Linked DNA regions of Homo sapiens: regions 1, 2, 4 and 5 are each linked to region 3. A link is a contact called in ENCODE Hi-C or POLR2A ChIA-PET data. All regions are on one chromosome and are shown on one strand. The core of a region is the stretch at or near the end of the contact, and the rest is flanking DNA. Distances in the headings are between cores, read along the strand shown.

Region 1 (2,700 bases), core at 71-2,570, 1.8 Mb after region 3:
GAGGCCAAGGTGGGCAGATCACCTGAGGTCAGGAGTTCAAGACCAGCCTGGCCAACATGGTGAAACCCCATCTCTACTAAAAATACAAAAATTAGCCAGCGTGGTGGCGGGTGCCTGTAATCCCAGCTACTAGGGAGGTTGAGGCAGGAGAATCACTTAAACCTGGAGACGGAGGTTGCAGTGAGCCGAGATCACGCCACTGCACACCAGCCTGGGCAGCAGAGTGAGACTCTGTCTCAAAAAAAAAAAAAAAAGTGAGCAATATCTGTGGTTAATCTCAAATAGGGTGGCTTTCCGTGTCATTTCCCTTTAGTTGTTTTTAAATGCAGATGTTGCTTTAATTAAATAATATTTGAAATAAGTGGGGTCCCAACTATAACCTTATATCTTATTGTTTTTAAATGTTGATATTTTGGTGTTTTCAGTAGAATTTGAGCTGTTAACAGTGATTAGGTTTTTTCAGTTTGTCATCGATGTATGTGACCTCGTTATAATACACATGGATTTTTGTCTGCTGGTTGTGTTACTCATGAGCAATGTGTTCTAATTATGGTATTTTAACTTATAACTTATGAAAAAGTTATGTTTCACTCTAGGGAACAAGTCCTGAAGAACCCTCAAGCCCTAAAGTACCACCTCCACTTCTTCCTGAGTTGCTGGTTCTTATTTTTGGTGGGCTTCAAGGAAGAGGTGGGTGGTGAGGGTGTCTGTATATGTGTGTTTACATTTGTAGACAGTTTCTGTACATGTATAATTAGGAATGGGTTGTCGGTTTTGGTTTTTTTCCCAGCTTTATGTAATTGGTCAGACTTCTCAAAGGGGGGTAGCACTTGATAATCGCTCTCTTGGAACTCTGAAGCCTTTGCATGGAGCAGTGTTCACCCTGGGCAGCCTGTGGCCCCTGGGGTCACAGAGCTGCTTTCCAGGGGGTTTGCAAGGCCGTCACTGCCTCATAAGATTACCAAGATCTAATTTACCTCTCACTGTGTGGACGTTTGCCCTGGTGGTGCAAAGGCAATGGTGAGGAATATGGCGCCTTTCTTTCATCGAGCAGGACAGCGGTGTTCAGCTAGCAACACACCAGTCTGACCCAAGAATGTCCTCGATAAAGCATGAAGTTACTGGTTTTTTAAGTCTCAACTCTTTTGTATACCTTTTTAATTTTGTTTTTGTTTGGGTTTGTTTTTAGTTTTGTTTTTGTTTGGGTTTGTTTTTAGTTTTGTTTTTGTTTGGGTTTGTTTTTGTTTGGTTTTTTGGTTGCTCAGGCTGGAGTGCAATGGCGCAATCACAGCTCACTGCAGCCTCAACCTCCCCAGCTCGAGCATTCCGCCCACCGCAGCATCCTGTGTAGCTGGGACTACAGGCAAGCACCACCACACCCAGCGTGGTTTTTTGTTGTTGTTGTTTTGGTAGAGCTGGGGTCTCACTGGGTTGCTCAGGCTGGTCTCAAACCCCTGGGCTCAAATGATCCTCCTGCTTTGGCCTCCCAGAGTGCTGGGATTAGAGGCGTGAGCCACCGCACCCAGCCTCCTTTTTAATTTTGCGTGACGAAATGCAGAGTTCACATGAAGCCGTTCTAGCATGCTGGAGTGTGATGGCCGTCTCGAAGAAAAGCGCCCATGTGATGTGTGAGTTATGAGCCAAAATAGCCACTTTTTCCAGGAACTTTAAATTATGAGAATAGTAATGTAAAATCATTTTTACTTGACAGAACAAAAAGCAGACAAACTGTGGATATTAAGACTTAAATATTTGGCTGATATTTTCTAGAAAATCTATGAAGTGAGCTTATCAATTGAGGGGAAAACAACTGCGACACTGTTTTTGGCCCATGGTAAAATTTGAGCTTTCAAGAAAAATTTGAACTTTGGAGAACTTTTATCTGCCAGTGTAAATGTGGCAGCTCCCAGTGCCACAGACTCTTCTGCTGAGAGGGGTGGTGACATTAGCAAGTGGGGTTTCTTGATGTATACGGTGGAAGGTCACACACCACATGCAGCAGTGTGTTCTCAGTGACCAACGAACGATGCTACAAACAAGCGTGGGTGAAGAGCCACCAAAGTGTAAGACACACTGCCGGGTGTTCATGTAACTGACAGGTTCATCAACATGGTTTCAGATTCCTCATTGCAACTAATCTTTAAGGAACTATCACTTGTTGAATTTTAGCATAGGCAAAGAAGAACATCGGCAATTTTTTGAGAAGCATTGAAACCTCCCTTTTCCCACCAGACGTGTCTGTCTGAGCCTGGGGTGTTTCTTTACATATACTTGAACCAGAATAGCATATCACAGCAAGTTGAACACAGAAGCATGTCGGCAGATCCGCCTGTCTTCTGTTGAGTATTGAAGATACATGCAAAAATGTACAACATGGCCATTTTCTCGCTGGTTTCTTTTTGAAAATAAGGTTATTTTCATAAAATATTACTTAACATGAAGTGAACCTATTGCTAATTTAATGAATAAGTAAATATTTTTAAAATTTTCAAGTATGGTCAGTATCAATGGATATAACCCCCATAATCAAAGCTCTTTAGGGTTCTCCATACTTTCTAAGAATGTAAATAGGTCTTGACACCAAAAAAATGGAAAACACGTGGACTTGGAAGTTTTTCTCGAATGGGCTGGATGTGACCCTGACCCTGTTTTTACCAAGCCTCCTTGGTTTTTTCCCTCTTTTCTCTAAAAAAAAAAATA
Region 2 (2,700 bases), core at 170-2,669, 1.8 Mb after region 3:
TTTCCTCTCCCAAGATGACTTTGCCAAAAAGCTGTGAGAAAAAGTCCTCAAATCTCAGAGATTGACTTGGTACTTGATTATATCCAGCTCGCTGGTGGGCCTGTGGCCACAGAGCCTCAGAAGAAGGTTAGAAGGTCTGGCCAGACTTTAGCTTTGCTCCACCTACTTGGCAGGGTCAAGCCTACTTGCCAGTGGCTTGGAGAAGTGTTTTGTTTTGTTTTGTTTACTTTTTAGGAGTGTATTCAAAGCACATTCACAGTAAGGAAAAAAAAAATGCAGCCTGTGTCTTCAGGGACTGGGAGTCTCTGATTCCAGCACAGCCGACTGTCCAGCAACCCCAGAATTGGTAGGCTGGACACTGGGCTGCTCCTCATGGCGGTGGGAGCATGGGCTGCTCAGCTGGGGCCATCCAAGGAAGCAAAGATGTGGTGCTGTCCTGTGGCTGGGGGAGCAGGATGAATTGGGATAAGGGAAGCCCAGGGCAGGGTGTTGGCACAGAGCTGGGAGGTGCATTACACCGAGGAACTGACGTGGCCTAAACTCCACAGTGACTTCCACCTGGGATCACAGTTTACAGTCAGCTGAGTGCTCAAGAGAACTCAGTAGAGGGGAATGTTGATGATTCAGGTATTTGGTTGGTGATCATGTTATCAAGTCAGACTTGCAGTTAAGGTAGTGTCCCAGACGTTTGTTCAGAGGGCTCCTTCCCACTTGTCATCTGTAATACTGGCTAATGGGAAACCTGGCCCATGTCAAATTTGTATTAGGAACCATTGATTTCAATTCACGGGCTTTTTCCATTGAGGAATTTAAAGGTCTTAGAAGTAATATTCTTGTTAAGGCATCTGAGGTCTCCCGGGGGACAGACACAGTCTTCATCTTGAGCAGGAACGGTGAGACCACTCTTCTCCCTGTAAGGGACCAGTAGCATGTGTGGGACCACGCCGCCTGCACAGCCGTCCCCTCACGGGGTGCCTCTTGCCCTTGCAGATCACCAGGTGCTCCGAGCTGCCCTGCCTGGGCTCAGGCATCAGCACGGTCCCATCTGAGCGTCGCCTTAACCTCTCTGTAGACCTCTGTCCTTGTCTATCTAATGGGGATGATGGTAGCCCCTCTGTGTGTTCTTACTAGGATTAGTGGGCTGGGAAAAGTTACAGTAATATATTACCAGCATGTAGAAAATACCCAATAATGATGAACTATTAGTATTCCTTAAAAGAATTAAAAGTGAAAATAGTAGGAAACACTAGTAAGATAAAATACAATGGGAAATTAAATTTTTTTAATTACTTAAGGAAATTCCTCAATCCACAAGCAACAATAAATAAGAAACTGAGATTTCCTAGCAGCTGAAAGGTTTTTTTTTTTGCAGTTGAGGCTGTGAAGCTGGGCAGGGTTTCAGCTGAGCTGAGGTTGGAAGTCCCTGACCTTCAGCTGTGGCCGCCTACGGAGCAGCAGGGAGAGCAAACCCATGGAGAACCCCGCGGCCCCCAAAGCATGGACGGAGCTGCCAGCCTTCTCCCCTGCCCTTCTTCCTCTACTCCCGACCTGCCAGCCTTCTCCCCTGCCCTTCTGCCTCTACTCCCGACCTGCCAACCTTAGCCTAAAATCAGAGCTGCTAGAATCACACACACTGTCGTAGCTGGTTTTGTATTGTAAATGAGTCATTCTGTTATTTTGGAAACTTATGTCTCATGCCAGGATCTGCAGATAGTTCTTTTTCAAAATATTGTTTAGACAAAATAAATTTCTTTAAATATAATATCTCTACTTTAAATGCCTGGGGTGTTGCATGCATTTTTCTAGGCTAGCAAAGCTTAAAGATTATTTCTATAATTTCAGTTACATTTACCTTTATAGATGGGTTACTCTAAGTAACAAATTAAACACACATGGATCTTCTAACTTTGGCTTTAAATCCTAAGAAGAGATAGGTAATATATAAAAGAGTATTAAAAAGAAATGGAGAGTAAAGGTATATGTCGGGCAGATGCAGTAGAAAAGCAAGGGTCATGACGTCAATGCTGGGCAAAGCTAAATTGTGAAGACAAAACAATAATGAAACAGGGTTATTCATCACGCTAAAGCGTACAGTCCATAGGATGATATAACTACCATGAATTTGGCCTAAATGATTGAACATTGAAACACATAAAGCGAGAACTGTAGGGGATTAAAGACAAAATCAGTGAGTGCAGTGCTGGTGGGAGAGGCGCCTGGACTTCTTGGCCCCTCACAGGTCATGTGGTAGACATAAGTTGTTATTACTGTGAGCCAGTAGAGACTTTCAGGTTTGATGGCTGGAAAACAAATGCTCATTTTATAAGTTTTTTTTTGTTTTGTGTTTTGTTTTGTTTTGTTTTTGAGACGGAGTTTCACTCTTGTTGCCCAGGCTGGAGTGCAGTGGTGCGATCTCGGCTCACCGCAACCTCCGCCCCTTGGGTTCAAGCGATTCTCCTGCCTCAGCCTCCCAAGTAGCTGGGATTACAGTCATGCACCACCACGCCCAGCTCATTTTGTATTTTTTTTTAGTAGAGATGGGGTTTCTCCATGTCAGTCAGGCTAGTCCTCAACTCCCGATCTCAGGTGATCCGCCCACCTCAGCCTCCCAAAGTGCTGGGATTACAGGCGTGAGCCACCGTGCCCGACCCTCATGGTATAAGTTTTTAAACTTAATATATACTAGCTTACAGAGGAAAC
Region 3 (2,700 bases), core at 154-2,653:
AAAAATATTTTGAACCAAAAGAAAAAAGAAAACTGCAATACATCCAAACTGTGGTTTGCAACTAAAACAGTGCTTAAAGGGAAATGTATATCATTAAAAGCCTTTTAAAATGCATTTTTAGCATTCAAAGTGCATTCATCTCTCCAATTAGAACTGATACTTCTTTTGTACTGTACTCTGTACAGCTGTTTTTCACTATATCAATAATATTTTAATGGATCTATTAAATATTTGCTAACATTATCAACCTCTTCTTTTCTAAACCATAAAAGTCCTTTAAGGACAAGTACAGTCGTTCTCAATTTTTTGTCTGTGATTTCTAACACAGTGCATGCTTCTTAGTGAGTTCTCAGTAGATTTTGAAAGAAAGATTGGACTGGATCTTACCTTCATGAGAACCCTGTGGAGATAGGCAAAATAAGTATAACCCCATTTTACAGTTGAGGCCACCCACTTAATAAACAAGTGACAAAGCCAAGTTTCCAGTATTCCTCAAGTGTTTTCCTTTCAGGCTCTAAATTGCTGACTTAAATGTCATCATTAGAGAGAGTTGTCTCCTCGGTAGAAGTACAAATTTTGTTCCAGAGTCAAATATGAAGACTTGATCAGTGGCCTGGCGCGGTGGCTCACGCCTGTAATCTCAGCACTTTGGGAGGCCAAGGCAGGCGGATCACCTGAGGTCGGGAGTTCGTGACCAGCCTGACCAACATGGAGAAACCCCGTCTCTACTAAAAATACAAAATTAGCTGGGCATGGTGGCACATGCCTATAATCCCAGCTACTCAGGAGGCTGAGGCAGGAGAATCGCTTGAACCCAGGAAGCTGTGGTGGCGGTGAGCCAAGATCGTGCCATTGCACTCCAGCCTGGGTGACAGGAGTGTGAAACTCTGTCTCAAAAAAGAAAAAAAGACTTGATCAGCTTATAGCCTTTATCATCTAGTCTTCTATTCTCTGGAGAGTCAGTGGGGACTCTTCCGAGTTCTTGTAGCCTTTTCTTAAGGCCTATAGGAAGTCATCTGTGCTGAGCCTGCACTTTCTATAACAGATGGAAAACTGAAGCTCAGACATCTTAAGTGGCATTGACTTAGACTATAGAGCTAGTTAGTGGGGGGCCAGCACCATGACCTGGCCCCTACCTCCAGCAGGCTTCACCCACCCTTGCACCCTTGCAGGAAGCACTTAGAGGCTTGAGGTTGCCAGCTGTGGGGGGTTGGGCCTGTGCAGTGCCTCTCAGCCGCCCACGCTGGTGGGGCTCTGCAGTGTTAGCTTCTTGTTTCTCTATTTTCTACCTAGGTTTCAGTTTTTCACTTGGGTTTGTTTCCCCTTTGTCTCTGGTTCAGCTTCCTTTTCCTGTTTGGTTTTAAGTAGGCTATAAAAATCAAGTTGCTGTCTTCAGAGGGTCTGTGGTCCTCTGATCAACATAGGCTGGTGGGAGTACAGGACTCGCCTCCTCAGGGTTCCCTGTGCTGCCACTTTTCAGCCATGGCCACAAGGTGAGTATTGGAACCAGTGCAGGGGACAGAGGGATGTCAAGAGGAAACCTAGAATCTTAACGGTGAATGGGCTGTAGAAATTATCTCAGGTCCCCTTAGTATACTGATCGAGAAGTCCATGACCAGAGGGCAGGGGGCTTACATGAGGTTACACAGCAGGTTAGTGACAGTCTGCTCCCTCTCTAGCCGCTGGTCTTTCCATTACACAGGCCTGTGTCTCTTGATGCCTGTGACCTTTAATGGCTTCTGAGTCAAGGACTTACTTAGAAATTAGCACCTGCCTCTCATTATAGGGAGGAGGGTCTGAGCCATCTAGGGGAATTGTTGTTTAGCTCAGAGGTACATTTGGTGAGTCCTGGCCCTTCTCTCTAGAATGACCCGAGACTGGTTGTTTTTTCTAAATATAGGCAGAGAGGGTTCTTTTTATGATAGGAACTTCATGAACTTAATAGCAAGAGTCCTGACCCTCCACTTGAGAGACTTGTGGACTTAGGCTATTGCTGTTGAGCACATGTGTGAATACCAGCCAGTCTACAAACCGCACTCCTCATTGAGATTGTTCTCTCTAAAGGTGAGATTACATTTTGGACCTGCCTCTCCCCTGCCCTACAACTCTGAAAGATTATAGATGATAGGACAGACAGACTTTTATCCTGTGGGGTTTGGGGCATTTGTTTGATTGACTCATGACAGCTTTGTTTTTTAGCATAAAGTAACAATCCCTCACTTTGAAAATTATTTCACAATTTCCAAAGTGCCATTTCGCCAGTTTTCTTATTTGAATCTTTTAGCCGTGTTAGATTGATGAGAACGCTGTCATCACTCCTGTTTCGTAGCTGAGAAAACCTCTGAAAAGTTGTGGGGTTTGTCCAAGGTCACATGGCAGGTTGGGGAAGGAATGGAACCAGGGTTTAACGAGGTTGGCCTCATCCGGTGGTTTTCGCAGCACGCTACACAGGCACAGAAGCAGCTTGCAGTGAGTTGTTAAAATTGACGTGGTGATAGGTAGAACTTGTCCAGGGCTGCTTATTTTCCAGTTGGCTTTATTTCTGATCCTGTCATTTTAGTAACTTTCCTTTAACTTTAGAGGACTCGTGAGTGGAGCTTTAGAAAACAGAATGCTTTTCATTTCAAAGGCATATCAACTTCCAAAGTCATTTTCAGTTGTAAATTACATTGTGAAAACTTCTAGCAGCTTATTCTACCG
Region 4 (2,700 bases), core at 31-2,530, 1.7 Mb after region 3:
TCATTTGGGATAAAATCCAAAGTCTTGGCCAGGTGCGGTGGCTCATGCCTGTAATCCCAACACTTTGGGAGGCCAAGGTGGGCAGATCACTTAAGCTCAGGAGTTCAAGACCAGCCTGGGCAACATGGTGAAACCCCATCTCTACAAAAAGTACAAAAATTAGCCATGTGTAGGGGCGCATGGCTGTAATCCCAACTACTTGAGGTGCTGAGGCAGGAGGATTGCGTGAACTTGGGAGGTCGAGGCTGTAGTGAGCCAAGATCATGCCACTGCACTCCAGCATGGGTGACAGAGCGAGACCTTGTCTCAAAAAAGAAAAATAAAGCCAGAGTCTTCGCAGTGCCCACAAGACCCTACGTGACCTGATCTCCCATGACTCATTGCTCCTCGACAGCCACCACTCCGTTCCATGGAGTAGCCCAGGCCAACTGCTCTGCAGCCAAACTCAGGGAAACTTGGAGAACATGTGTGGACCAGAGGACCCCTTCCTCCTGGCTACCAAAAGAACCCCCAAATCCTGCAGCCCACCAGCTGTGTGCCCAGACACAATCTGGAGTAGAGGAGTAGACAGTGGCAGCCATCAGAAGCCCCACTGGCCAAACACTTCAGCCTCAGAATGCTGAGCTGCTCAAAGAACTGGTTAAATGTTTGTATTAGACCAAGGTTACTAGAATGGATGTTTCTCCCCATTGTATTACCCAGCAGAGAGTACCTTTCAAGAAAGATCAGATTAATTAAGTAGGAAAATGAAGACACTCTATTTTCTTTGCACATCTGATGTATTGTGAGTGATTTTGTGACCCTGCTACGTGCACGCATATGCACAGAAAAAAAATATCTTAGAATGTAGACCAAAATATTAACAGTGGTTATGGATGAGTGATGGATGAGTGAACTAACTATAGATTTGGAAGGATATTGTCTGTTTTAAAAGAAAATGAACACTTTCACTCCCAAACAAGACGGAATGTAGAGACTGGATTTCCTCTCCTGCCTGAAAAAGTCAAAATAAATTGGACCAAATATATAAAACAAGAGTTCTCAAGACACTGGATGATATGGTTTTGCTATGTCCCCACCCAAATCTCATCTTGAATTGTAGCTCCCATAATTCCCATGTGTTGTGGGAGGGACCTGGTGGGAGATATTTGAATCATGGGGGTGGTTTCCCCCATACTGTTCTCGTGGTAGTGAACAAGTCTCACGAGATCTGATGGTTTTATAAGGGGTTTCCCTCTCCACTTGGTTCCATTCTCTCTTGTCCACCACCATATAAGATGTGCCTTTCACCTTCTGCCATGATTGTAAGGCTTCCCCAGGCCCGTGGAACTGTGAGTCCATTAAACCTATTAAACCTGTTTTTCCTTATAATTTACCCAGTCTCGGGTATGTCTTTATCAGCAGCATGAGGACAGACTAATACACTGGATATCAGGTAACTAGGCACAATGATTTCTGAGAATGTGGAAAATAAAGTGAGCCTGCAATTAACCCAGCTTCCTTTCTTGAGAGGGTTTCCAAGCTACAGTATGGACAAGGGTACCCAGGTGGGGCCTGGCAGGCTCTTCGAGTTGGGAAGACAGAGCTGAGAGTCCAGGGAGACTCTGGTCACAGGTAGGGGCAGGGGGGTGATGCTGAGAGCCCCTGGGGCATGCCTGCCCTCTACAAAGCTCGTGGTTGAATGCAGGGAGGTGGTCTGGGGGTGGACTTGGGCAATGGGGAGGCTGCATGGGTTAGAGCCAAGCTCTCCCCTCTTCCAGTCTGTCTGGGCCTCTGCAGCTCCCGGTAACTTTGCACTGATTCCAGAGACAGTGATTGCTCAGGTACCCAGGTCTGGGTGTAATTAAAAAAAAAACAAAACAACAACAACAACAACAACAACAACAAAAAACCAAACCTGGCTCTTGGTGCTTTCAGAGATGGCTCAGAGCAGGAATTCTCTAGCTTTGGGGTGCATCCTCAGAGGTGGGGGGGGGCTTGCTGAAAAGACAGGTGTATGGTCCCACCTCAGGCCTGCTGAACAGAAGCTCTGGAGCAGGCTCAGGAGTTTCTTTTCTAACAGGCTCCCCGAGAGATCCTAGCAAATGTTTGCACAACACTCACTTGGAAGCTATGTGACCAAAACCATGATCACAGGGTTGTCCCTGAACACGGTGGGGAAATAACCTCTCCCTTAAATCTCCCCTGCGTGGTGACTTAGGGGAGGAGCCGGAAGAGAGCAGTGCTTCACAATAAAAGGAAGAATTGCTTGAACGGAGGCGTTTCAGGCATGAGTCACAGGCCGGGTGTGGAAGAGGAAAGTGTGAAGCAAGGTAGGCTTCCCAGCACCCCTCCATGCACAGCAGGGGCTGGCCAGCCTCAGCCAGGCCAGATGGAGCCCTGGAGGGTGGGGCTGGCTGCCCAGCTAGAGTGTCTCCTTTTACTTCCAGCAGGAAAAAAAGGCCTCCTGTCAATAGCAGAATCATCTACGTTTTCCCTGCCTTCCTCACTTAAATGCTTTCGAGGAGTGGGAGGAAGAAATTGGAGGCTGGAATGAATACCCTTTGCCCTCCTCTGAAAGCAGCCTGGGAGGGGTGACGGGGTGTAGGAGCAGAGACTTCAAGTGGCCCCCACCTGCCAAACCATTCTCAGGGACAGGTACCAGCTGGGATGTTGGCAGCAGCCGCTCCCCTGCAAGGAGAACCTCCCACTTCCTGTCCC
Region 5 (2,700 bases), core at 16-2,515, 1.9 Mb after region 3:
AGAACAGCATGATGACAGAAGGAAGGCGTACAATCAAAAGCTGTGTGCAGGGCCAGGAGCGGTGGCTCACGTACTCCCAGCACTTTGGAAGGCCTAGGCGGGAGGATCACTTGAGCTCAGGAATTCAAGACCACCCTGGGCAACATGGCGAAACCCCGTCTCTACAAAAAATACAAAAACTAGGCCGGGCGCAGTGGCTCGCGCCTGTAATCCCAGCACTTTTAGGAGGCCGAGGCAGTCAGGAGTTCGAGACCAGCCTGGCCAACATGGTGAAACCCCGTTTCTACTAAAAATACAAAAATTAGCCGGGTGTGGTGGCGAGCGCCTATAATCCCAGCTACTCGGGAGGCTGAGGCAGGAAAATCGCTTGAACCTGGGAGGCGGAGGTTGCAGTAAGCCGAGATGGCGCCACTGCACTCCAGCCTGGGCGACAGAGCAAGACTCCGTCTCAAGAAAAAAAAAAAAAGAAAAAAACCACTAGCCGGGCGTGGTGACGCAGGCCTGTAGTCCCAGCTGTTCGGGAGGCTGAGGCAGGAGGGTCGCTTGAGCCCGTGAGCCGAGATCGCGCCACTGCACTCCAGCCTGGGCGACAGAGCGAGACCCTGTCTCAAAAATTAAATAAATAAATAAATAAATAAATAAAGGTGTGTGCAGGTAACAGCAAGTAGTCTTAAAAGAGTAGACCGAGGTGTGTGCAGAGGGCAACAGTTGGGATATTTGCCTCTGTCTAATTAGCACCTTTGGACATTTGCGTCAGGCTCTGTGCTGACAAAGAGCGCACTGACGACCACAGTAGGGCCCTGCCAGTCCTGTGATGGCACCCAGCATTTAAGTGTGACAGAAGCCACCCACAACAAGCTACATACTGCATATAATTTAAGGGGGTCACGGCCCCGGAAGCCCAGCCATGGACCACGGTTTAAGTACCCCTAGTCCAGCTGGAACAATAAACATGAAATGAGTGCCTGGCTTGGAATGCAAGCCAGGCCGTGACAGAAATGAGGAAGGAGCCGATGGTTTCAGAGGCTGTCGCGAGGAGAGGGCCTTAGAGGCAGGCGGGGGACGACAGCGGACCTAAACTTCTGGGCCCAGGAGAAGTTCGTTCTTTCCTCCAGGATACCTGGAGCCGAGTGCAGGATCTCAGCGAGAAATGCCCCAATCTCAAGGGCGGCACCGAGAGGTGACGCAAGCGGCGCGCGAGGTTGCGTCAATGCAGGACCGCCCCGCCTCCGGCCTGTGCATTGTGGGACCTAAGGGCACCTGTCAGACGCCCAATCTCGCGAGTGAGCGAGATTCACGCGGAACGCAGAGGTGAGAACGGGGAAGGCCCTCCTCAGCAGGAGTCCCGCCCCCTGAAGGGCATGGGCCAATCACAATGCCTCTCCTTCCTGGCCGCTGGGATTGGTCCGAGGGTGCACATGACCGGACTGCGGGACATGTGACCGTGCCGATCTAGGTCGTGTGACCCGTCTGGTGTAGTCCTGGAACAAGGGTTTTGCTGCGGAGGGAAACGGCCAGAGACCTCGATCTAAGACCGGGGTTTGGAGACTGGCGGGCCTCGGAACAGCAGAGCTAGCGGACTTCCGGTCTGGCCCTCTGCTCACGGCCGAGGGCAAGGCGGGTTAGGTCACTTGCTGAGGAAAGAGCTCAATATGTCACGTGTTCCTCTCCCAATGACGTGGACCTCAGTTCCCTCTCCAGTGAAGTGGGCACAGTGTTGCCCGAAAAAGGGTGCTCTGGGGCTTGCCTGAGACGGGACGCGTGGAAATGCCCTGCCGAATATGAATGGGGCGATGGCCTCGCGGGACGGAGCAGCCCAGGAAAGCTGACCGTGGGCTGGGTTGTGGAGCGGAGCCCCAGGGCCTCGGCTGACTTAGCGGCCAGTCGTACATAGTGGGTATGCGGCGGGCCCGACGCCAGTCGTTGTGGACCACTGACTTGTAATCTTTACGACCTCAGTGAGGGTCAGAAGTGTCCGCGAGCCCTGTAGGCGAGGAGAGGCCTGGCTGAGGGCGCACAGCCTGGAAGGGGAGAAACTAGAGCTGGACTCTGCTTGACCCACAGACCCTCCGCCAGGTTGCCTTTGCGAGGCAAGAAGCGAAGGTTGGCGAGCCAGCTGGGAGTACCCACCCCCTCCATGCCTGGTGGAGTCACCCAAGCCCCAGCGACACCCCGGCCTGCCCAAGGTACTGGTGACCCTGGAGGCCGGGGCCCTGGCTTCTCAGTCAGGGTCTCCTCCCCATGGCGGCAGAGCTGTCTGGCGTTTTGAGCCCTTTACACCAGGGGCAAGAGGGCTGCAGGCCAGAGCCAGCAAAAGAGAAGAAGCAGAGGGAATGAGAAACCTAGAAGGTGGAACGGGAAGGAGGGAGTGAAATGGGCAAAGGCCTCCAAAAAAAACAACTTCCGCCTCCTAAGTTTAGTGCATTTAACTCTATAAATATCTATTGAACACCTACTGGATGCCAGGCACTTTTCTAGGCACTGGGCAGCTAGCATTAAACAGAAGGCAGAAACCCCTGCCTTCAACAAAATCTATGCTGTGTTGAATAAGTGATACAGGGAAAAGCTAAAGATGGGGAGAGAGGTGGGAAGGGTATAGAGGATGGGAAGAAATTTACAAAAGAGGCAGGGAGGGCTTTACTGAGAAGGTGACGATGAAGGAAGTGAAGGAAGGGCATTGCAGGCCAGGGGCTCATCGTG

Evidence for each region. Hi-C counts contacts between places; a loop is a spot of excess contacts on that map. ChIA-PET counts read pairs that join two places held with the same protein, here RNA polymerase II (POLR2A). Pooled maps may share reads with other maps.
Region 1: a map of natural killer cell shows a loop between it and region 3 (10-fold over the local background). The contact joins the enhancer-like site here to the promoter of EVL in region 3. A Hi-C loop is called at or near these places in 4 of 168 maps with a recorded cell type or tissue (CD8-positive, alpha-beta T cell, naive thymus-derived CD4-positive, alpha-beta T cell and natural killer cell), 4 of 37 single-sample maps with no recorded cell type and 13 of 50 pooled maps. POLR2A ChIA-PET finds 5 or more read pairs at or near these places in 9 of 52 experiments (CD4-positive, alpha-beta T cell, CD4-positive, alpha-beta memory T cell, OCI-LY7 and 5 more).
Region 2: a loop to region 3 is called in a map with no recorded cell type, with 7 times the contacts of the local background. The contact joins the enhancer-like site here to the promoter of EVL in region 3. A Hi-C loop is called at or near these places in 2 of 168 maps with a recorded cell type or tissue (naive thymus-derived CD4-positive, alpha-beta T cell and natural killer cell), 2 of 37 single-sample maps with no recorded cell type and 10 of 50 pooled maps. POLR2A ChIA-PET finds 5 or more read pairs at or near these places in 5 of 52 experiments (CD4-positive, alpha-beta T cell, CD4-positive, alpha-beta memory T cell, activated B cell and 2 more).
Region 4: a pooled map shows a loop between it and region 3 (4-fold over the local background). The contact joins the promoter of LINC00239 here to the promoter of EVL in region 3. A Hi-C loop is called at or near these places in 1 of 168 maps with a recorded cell type or tissue (natural killer cell) and 4 of 50 pooled maps. POLR2A ChIA-PET finds 5 or more read pairs at or near these places in 1 of 52 experiments (naive thymus-derived CD8-positive, alpha-beta T cell).
Region 5: a loop to region 3 is called in a map with no recorded cell type, with 15 times the contacts of the local background. The contact joins the enhancer-like site here to the promoter of EVL in region 3. A Hi-C loop is called at or near these places in 3 of 37 single-sample maps with no recorded cell type and 5 of 50 pooled maps.

What each region holds. Positions count from the first base shown.
Region 1 is chr14:101,818,396-101,821,095 of GRCh38, forward strand. All of the region lies in intron 3 of PPP2R5C (protein phosphatase 2 regulatory subunit B'gamma), which reads left to right. Among named protein-coding and RNA genes, the nearest start is that of PPP2R5C, 58 kb to the left of the region's middle. RefSeq lists an enhancer at 2,129-2,388. Within about 2 kb of position 1,321, at least 10 of the 41 ENCODE cell types and tissues checked have a DNase peak (open chromatin) inside an H3K27ac peak, as active enhancers do; they include CD4-positive, alpha-beta T cell, CD8-positive, alpha-beta T cell, OCI-LY7 and 1 more, where a contact is called at or near this core.
Region 2 is chr14:101,834,797-101,837,496 of GRCh38, forward strand. All of the region lies in intron 3 of PPP2R5C (protein phosphatase 2 regulatory subunit B'gamma), which reads left to right. Among named protein-coding and RNA genes, the nearest start is that of PPP2R5C, 74 kb to the left of the region's middle. Within about 2 kb of position 1,420, at least 12 of the 41 ENCODE cell types and tissues checked have a DNase peak (open chromatin) inside an H3K27ac peak, as active enhancers do.
Region 3 is chr14:100,064,019-100,066,718 of GRCh38, forward strand. It overlaps EVL (Enah/Vasp-like), which reads left to right and starts at 1,404. Exons shown (of 14, transcript NM_016337.3): 1 at 1,404-1,493. The coding sequence starts at 1,483. LOC124903379 (a long non-coding RNA gene) reads right to left here and starts at 26. Exons shown (of 2, transcript XR_007064329.1): 1 at 1-26. RefSeq lists enhancers at 878-927, 1,278-1,367, 1,418-1,497, 1,548-1,687, 2,068-2,147 and 1 more.
Region 4 is chr14:101,729,157-101,731,856 of GRCh38, forward strand. LINC00239 (long intergenic non-protein coding RNA 239) reads left to right here and starts at 1,281. Exons shown (of 4, transcript NR_026774.1): 1 at 1,281-1,331; 2 at 2,201-2,312; 3 at 2,632-2,700. LINC02320 (long intergenic non-protein coding RNA 2320) reads right to left here and starts at 2,150. Exons shown (of 6, transcript NR_184269.1): 1 at 1,898-2,150. RefSeq lists enhancers at 1,716-2,700, 1,958-2,017.
Region 5 is chr14:101,946,891-101,949,590 of GRCh38, forward strand. No RefSeq gene overlaps it. Among named protein-coding and RNA genes, the nearest start is that of DYNC1H1, 16 kb to the right of the region's middle. RefSeq lists enhancers at 710-1,371, 1,076-1,195, 1,496-1,685. Within about 2 kb of position 1,266, at least 33 of the 41 ENCODE cell types and tissues checked have a DNase peak (open chromatin) inside an H3K27ac peak, as active enhancers do.